2 separate regions of the Homo sapiens genome follow, and region 1 is linked to region 2. The links are chromatin loops, found by intact Hi-C in ENCODE. Cell type or tissue: OCI-LY7. All regions are shown on one strand.

Region 1 (4,000 bases), 68 kb before region 2:
TGACTCAGTTGCAGAACACTATCTTGAAGTAATTTTTAATGTTATCCAGAACACAGCACTTATATACCATGACAGAAAAACTGTTGCCATACCTTAAAAATTACTTGTAGGTCCAAAATCTCTTATCTGAAAACTTTTTGGACAGATATGTGTCAGAATTCAAAATTTTTCTTAAAAAGTTCCTAAACAATTAATCTTTAATAAAAATGTTAAATTACATTCTTCTATCAGCATGAAAAATCTTCAGGATCCATAACCTCTCTCTAATCTTCCCAGTACAACCCTACCCAAGCACTGCTTCCAAGACCATCCATGTTTTTCTGAAAAGATGTAGAAATTTAAGTTTAGTTATCAAATTTTCTTTATATTATACTTCTATTTATATTGACATTAAGCACTCCAGGCCTAGGCAACAAAGCAAGACTCCATCTCGAAAGAAAGAAGACTGGGCATGGTGACTCATGCTTGTAATCTCAGCAATTTAGGAGGCCAAGGCGGGCAGAGTACCTAAGGTCAGGAGTTTGAGACCGGCCTGGCCAACATGGGGTGAAACCCTATCTCTACTACAAATACAAAATTTGCCAGGCATGGTGGTGCACTCCTGTAATCCCAGCTACTTGGGAGACTGAGACAGGAGAATCGCTTGAACTTGGGGGGCGGAGGTTGCAGTGAGCCGAGATGGTGCCACTGTACAACAGGCTGGGCAACAAGAGTGAAACTCCATCTCAAAAAAAAAAAAAGAAAGAAGCCCCAATTTTTTAGATACAGTGATATATTTTTGCTCACTACTGCTTCTTTTCTTCCATGTGTTACCTCTCTTTATTCTTCCTGGAGCACATTCTTTCTTAATTTTTTATAAAATAATTACGGATGATAAATTTTATGGAAAATGTTTCTTCCTCAATCATCCGTAAATACTGCTTTAGATTAAAGAAGAACTGTGGACCAGAATTCCCACAGAAATTTGAGGACATATTCCTTCTCCCTCTTGCATACTGTACTTTAAATGAGTTACAGATCAATTTGATTCTATCTCCTTTGTACTTTTTTATTCTCTCTGAGTAACATAGGATATTCATTTTGTACTTAAAATTTTACTAGGCATTTGTAGGTGTTTTCACTATTTTTATAGGTATTTTTAATTATTTTTCTGGCTTACCATTTAGTAGACAAACCTTCTAATCTGAATGTTCAAGGCTTTTCCCAAGGCAGGAAGATTTTTCTATTCTTTGATTCTTTCTTTCTTTCATTCTACTCCTAAAGCTGAGACATTAGAGCACCAGGGATCTATCCTCTGAGTCTCTTATCTTTTCTCTAACATCTTTCATTTTTTATCTTTTACACATTCTGCACAAATAAGGTAGATTGACATTCCACTTTACTAATTCTGTCTTCAGCAGTGTCCTTCCTGCTACTCAGCCCTTCATCGAGTATAATTTTGTGTTTCAGCAATTATGTCTTTAATTTACAAAATTCCTGAGTGCTTATTTTTCACAATAGCCTTCTTTTCCTTGATAGCATGTCTTGCCAAGTTCATCTAAAGTTACTGTCTATATTTTTCATCTATTCTCCGTATTGACTCTACGTCCATGAAGATTAGTTGTATTTGTTGAGTTTAGAGCCTCTTTCATGCAATCAGTTTTCTCATGAGTAACTCTTTCTCTTAACTACAACTATTTCTGAGTTTGGGAATATTCCAAGGCTCTTGTTGTAGTATTCACTTTTTTTCTCATAGGAAGTTGAGAGTTGCTCAGCTCTCATGGGTTTTGTCATCAATCTTTTCCCTCTTGGATCTTCCAGAAATCCCTGAGGGTTTTTGAAGTATGGTGGCATATCTTCAGGCCTGCACAATACACAAGTATAGGTTTATGGTTGTATATGATTCTTGCTTCTATTTATATTGACGTCAAGCACTCCAGGCCTGGACAACAAAACAATAATAGAAAATTATTTTGTTTTCTATTTGGTTATTGCTTCTTGCATATATTTGGTCTGAAGTCCCACAAGGGGGAGAAGTGAGCATCCAGAAAGGACCCTTTGATTCTTGGCAGTAATGCCATCATTACAGCATACAAAATCCCTCCTTCCCAAAGCCCATACATATTGACTACCAGTGAGGGTCATGTGGATATCTACATAAGAATGAGTATTGGGGGCAAAGTATCACATAGGGAAGAATGAGGTCCTTGGTGCACCTGTGACAGCTGATACTGTAACTCAAATTAATATTAGTTTTTAGGAAAAGAGAGACTTTGGAGCCAGAAAATGCTCATCTCAAAACGGAACTTCCATATATAAATGTTTTAGGTCTGGCAAGAGGAGTAATTTTTAAAGAATTTTTCACCAGAGCTTTTTTTCCCCTTTATTGTATTTCTCAGGCAGGATGGTGGGCCAGTATTTTAATCTGTAAAAGTCATTTCATTCCTAAGAACTTGAGAACACTAATGTGTAAAATATTTGGAATTTAAATTCTCAGTACACTAGAATGTTAGTTCCAAATCTAGTTTCTCTTTTTGCTGTTTTGAAGAGAAGTCAAGGAAAAGAAAATCACTGTGGAATTCAGCTTTGGATTCAAGTGGCTTGTCCCTAGGTCCTGAAATTTACCACCTGGCCCCTCCCCATCATGGTCTCCACCAGCATATGGTCTCGTGCCGGTTCTAACTTGTTCATTTCATAAGCTCAAATCTTAGATGTGAGTCCAGTCTGTGGGATCAATTGTGGTGGGCTGGAGCTAGGGGTTGGCATAAGGGTGATCTTGTTTTAAATAATGAATATGTAAAGAGAATTGGAAACCCATATATTAGTCAGGTTGATGTAGAGGAAAAAACTCAGTGTCATTCTTAAAAATTCAAGAGCTGAAGAGGAAATTTAAAAGCTTGTGCCCAAACACTGTGCCTCCAGGATGCAGGTTTGCTTCAAACCCCAAAATGGAATGTGATCATCTCATGAAACAGGTGTTCGTCATACAGTCAAGACAGGCAGAATCTGAAACATGTCTTCTATTTTCTCTCTCTTGTTTTCTTTGTCTACCCACCTTTCCCAAGAAAACATTGAGTGTCTGCTATGTTCTTTGACTGCCAACAGCAAGGCGGTCTCGATTATACCATCTGCTGAAATCTAGAGGAATAACTTTGCTTGGAAGCAAACTGCTGTCATGACTCCTTATTTGCTTTATTTTGTGGGCATAGGCTAACCCACTGATGTTCTTGCATGTTCTGCTGATCCTTATGAGTGTCAGAAAACCAGAGTGGTGAGACAAATGGGTTTGGATTAGTCCTGTTTTAGAGGTGTTTGAGGGAGCTCCACCCATCCCAGCGGAAGATGTTCCAGGCCACAGCTTCTGAAAAAGGAATTGAAACTCCATCTGAGTTTAGCAACTCCAGCTGAGAGCAAAGAAAATAAGAAGTGAGGATGGTGAGAATAAGAGACCATAATTTCTTTTAGATTTTAATTTCAACCAAAGGAGATAGATTCTGTTTCTCAGCTTTAATTTCTCTCTAGTGAATTAAATGGGAGAATGTTCATATTGTTTCAAGTTTGGGGCATTCTTTATTGCATTACTTAGGCTTGTGGAATAAACTCCAGTGAGCCAGTCTGAACATCATGATTGTGCACAGGAAATAGAAAATAGAATAGGAGTGAATTTTTTCCCTTAAATAATCTGCAACCTTTAAGTTAACTTAATATACTGTTGTGACTCACTTCAGGGACTTCTGGGGGCAATAGTTAAACAGATTCTAGGAGGGTTCTAAGGGATAAGAGACGACATAATATAATGTCATCTAGTGGGTAGAAGCCAGGTATAATATTGGGGAAATTTCTCCAAGTCTGGTGGAACCAAGCTACTTTACAATACTGTAGGGCTCTGACCAACTGATCCTGTTTGCCTGGGACTTTTTCCTTTTTTTTTTTTTTTTTTTTTTTGAGATGGAGTCTCGCTCTGTCTCCAGGCTGGAGTACAGTGACGCGGTCTTGGCTCACTGCAACCTCCGTCTCCTGG
Region 2 (4,000 bases):
GGCCCTAGGAAAAGTTATTTACTCTCTCTTAGCCTCAGTTTTTTCATCTACGTGATGGAAGAAATAATCTCTACTTCAAGTAGTTGTTATAAGAATCGGAGAAGATAATACATAAAAAACAGACAGCTCCTGGCAGGGACTAAGTGCTTTTTTTTTTTTTTTCTTTTGAGACAGGATCTCGTTCTGTTGCCCAGGCTTGAGTTCAGTGGCATGATCATGGCTCACTGCAGCCTCGACCTCCTGAGCTCAAGCCATCCTCCCACTTCAGCCTCCCTAGTAGCTAGGACTACAGGCACGCATTACCACGCCCATATAATTTTTGTATTTTTTGTAAAGACGGGGTTTCTCCACGTTGCCCAGGCTCATCTTGAACTCCTGGGCTCAAGCAATCTGCCCGCCTCAGCCTCCCAAAGTCCTGGGATTACAGGCACGAACCACTGCGCCTAGCCATAAATCCTTATTTAATGGGAGCTGTTAATGTTGTTGATGTTGTTGCTATTGTTGTTGCTAAGTTCTATCTGTGAATTATTCTACATTCCCAATAATCAGTGGAAGTCTTTGAATCTTATCAGTGGAAAGGAGTTTAAAAATCTTATCCCCCAATCCACTTAATTTACAGATCAAGAAACTCATGTTTCTGTAAAATATTCAAGAGGCCACACACTTGTCCAAGGTCACACAGAATGACCTGAAGGATGGCAAAGTCTCTTGATTTCCAGACCACAGTTTATTCTGCATGCAGTGCTCATGTACAATACTTTGATTGTTCTTTGGTACATGCAGGATTATTTCTCCTGCTTTCATATTTTTCTGATCACTTACAGTTTTAGTTCCAGCTTGCTATTATGTGGAATCTTAGATCAATATATGCATCTGAAAAAATGTGAAAATAGTGCAAATTAATTAGAAGCCAGAAAACCTAATCAGAAGAGAAACATTTTGAAAAAAGTGCATAAACAGTGCAAAATAATTTAGAATACCTATCCAAAGAACTGTTGTAGGAGAATAACGACTTTGTTATGAATAATGATAAACAGTTTTCTTTTTGATTTTCTGAAGAAATATTGCCAGGAAAAATGGTGTTAGATGCAAAGTCTAATATATGTTCTCCATATATATATCTTTGTATATATTACCAAAAAAAAACTACATTTAAAGTTTTGTTTTTTCTTCTAAATGTTTCACCTAAACAAGAATGAAAGTTTTGGAGAGAGGAAGGAAGAGAAAGAGACCTAATGTTATTTTTCTCCTGCTACAGGAGGGAATTTACCAAGAAATAGAAAATAGATGCCTTATTGTTGGATTGTGGCTAAGCAGTTCTCATTGCTGGAAGGACTTCCACTGAAGCCCAAAGCAGAAGAGGGAATTAAGTAAGCGACTCTTGCTTAAGCTGAATCTCAAATATCTTGCTGGTAGCTAGAATATAAAAGAGGGAGTCGAGGCGAAGCTATGACTCCACACTCCTCTCTTGTGCTAGCATTGGCTCAGCTTTGTTCTCTTTGGCTGGCAGCCTCCTGCCCTCAGTGCCTCTGACCCACCCCTGCCTTGGGAGGAAGGGCATTGCCAAGGATCTCTTTTAGCCCATAGGCGCCCCCTAGGAAAGCTTACTGGACCCATGACAACAGTCATAACACCGCTATGGTTCCTGGATCCTATTAAGAAAGATTCCTTTTATTCTTATTCATACAGCAAAATGCGCTTGTCATAAATAATATAAATAATGTGAAACATAGAGAGTAGAAAACTAAGTACTCTTTGGCCATAGTACTTAATTTTTGCTTTTTTTCACTTGACATATGTCTTGGAATCCTGTTCCATAGTCAATAGAAATTACCTCATTTTTAAAATAATTTTTTTCAATACTGTATTACTTTCAATACAGTATTCCATAATATAAATAAGCGATAATTCATTTAGCCATTTCCTGATTGAGACAAATTTCTGTCCCACTCTTATTTTTCTTTACTAAAGATAAAGCTGCAATGATCATCCATGTTTATTTACTTTATAAACATGTGTGAATATTTAAAATTCTTAGAAATGGAATTTAAGGACTTGAAGGATATGCTTGTTTTAAATTTGGATAGATATTTCTAAATTATTAAAAAAAGCTTGTACTGATTTACACCCTTGGAAGCTGTGTGTGAAACTGCCCATTTCCACCTGATGATACTGGTAGCAATCTATTGAATTTTTAACGAACTGATTAGTTGGTAATAAAGTATATCTCACTGTTTATTTTGCGTTTTCTTTGTCACTTTTGAAATTAAACATCTTTTCATATTTTATTTCTTATTTTTTTGTGAATTGTCTCTTTGTCTCTTATGCTAATTTTATATTTTATATCTTTTCATGATAATTTCAGGTGCCTTTAGTATATTTTGTATATTATATTTGGTTTTCTATATACTACAAAGACTTTCACTGGTACCTTCTATTTTGATGTCTTTTGTCATGCAGGTCTTTTCATTTTTTTTTTTTTTGGCATGTAATCTGTTGGTCTTTTATCAATGGCTCCTGGAATTTGTGTCTTTCTTCGGACAGCCTTTATCAACCCCCAAAATTATCAAAACTGATGTGCAATATCTTACTCTGGTTCCTTTCTGCTGTTTTTTTTTATTTGATGTTTAGAATTTAATCCATTTGGATTTTTGCTTATGGTGTGATATAGGTATCTAATTTTTTTTTCAGAATCTACAACGTTCTCAATATTGTGTGTGGGTTTTTTACTGTTGTTTGTTTGTTTGAGACACAGTCTCACTCTGTCGCCCAGGCTGGAGTGCAGCCACATGATCATGGCTCACTTCAGCCTTGACCTCCCAGTCTTAAGTGATCCTCCCCTCTCAGCCTCCCAAGTAGCTGGGACTACAGGTGCGAGCCACCACACCCAGCTAATTTTGTATTTTTTGTAGAGACAGGGTTTCCCTAAGTTGAAATGCTATCTTTTTATATTCTAAATGTTCCTTTATGCATAGCTTTGTTCCTGAATTGTCCTTTTTGGTTCCATTTGTCCATGTCTTTATTCTGAGCCAATAAAATACTGCTTAATTAATATAAGCTTTGTATATTTTGATAACTGAAAAGTCAGGTTTTTCCTTGTTTTCCTTTTTTTTGGTAAATTTTGTTGCTTGTTCTGAGGTATTCTCTCTTTTGAACTCTAAAATCAGCTTTTCAAATTCTATAAATCTCTTGTTAAGATTTTTATTAGGATTGAATTGAATTTATGGATTAATTTGAAAAGGTGACATCTTAGGAATATTGACTCTTTCATCTGGAAACATATATAGCTTTCTGTCTTTTCATGTCTTCTTTTATATCTTCAATAAGATTTTATAGTTTTCTTCATGCAGACCTTGCATAGTTCTAGGGGATTGTTTTTAAGTCTCTATTGCCATTGGGAATGAGATCTCTAGAATTTATTTTTCTGAAGAGAAAGGGGTAAAAGAAGAAAAAAGAAAGCAGGAGTTGGAAGAATATGATAGAGAAGGAAAAGAGAAAGAAAAATCAAAAGGGGAAGATGGAATGGTACAAAAAAGGAAAAAGGAGAAAATTTTATTTTTATTGAACATCTATTATGTGACACACACTGTGTTAGAGGTGTTCACGTGCATCATCTCGTGTGTACTTTCAACCACCTGGCTTGTTTGACAAAACTGAAGTTTAGAAAGATCAGCAAGGGATTATGGAACAGGAAATGGAAAGAGAACAGGTTTGGAATGAGACCTGGGAACCGATCCCAGATTCTGCTCTCATCAGCTGTGTGATCTTGCTCCCTTTACCTAATTACATTCCTTATTTGTAAAACTTGGATTATATCTGCTGAGGTGACTGTGAGGACCAAGTAAAACAGTGTATCTAAAGTGCCTGCCACATAAGGAGCTCACCGTAAATGCTGGTTCCCACCCATCATCATCTCTTCTGACCCCGTGGCCTGTCTGCCCCCTGCACCAGCCTGCCATGGAAATCCAAGTCTGCCCAGGACAACATGGAGCCTTAATAT

What was found. Hi-C counts contacts between places; a loop is a spot of excess contacts. Peaks named below come from ENCODE experiments on the same cell type or tissue, not always from the same donor. Only the 100,000 strongest peaks of a DNase experiment are listed, where the experiment ranks them.
Region 1: a loop joins it to region 2, with 2.2 times the contacts of the local background. A loop is called at or near these places in 3 of 110 quality-filtered maps.

What each region holds. Positions count from the first base shown.
Region 1 is chr9:78,195,774-78,199,773 of GRCh38, reverse strand. No RefSeq gene overlaps it. Among named protein-coding and RNA genes, the nearest start is that of CEP78, 38 kb to the left of the region's middle. In OCI-LY7, CTCF peaks have their summits at 1,791 and 2,006; DNase peaks (open chromatin) are centred at 3,003 and 3,323; H3K4me3 peaks cover 2,177 bases; H3K27ac peaks cover 2,737 bases.
Region 2 is chr9:78,127,769-78,131,768 of GRCh38, reverse strand. No RefSeq gene overlaps it. Among named protein-coding and RNA genes, the nearest start is that of GNAQ, 98 kb to the right of the region's middle. In OCI-LY7, a CTCF peak has its summit at 1,595; a DNase peak (open chromatin) is centred at 1,568.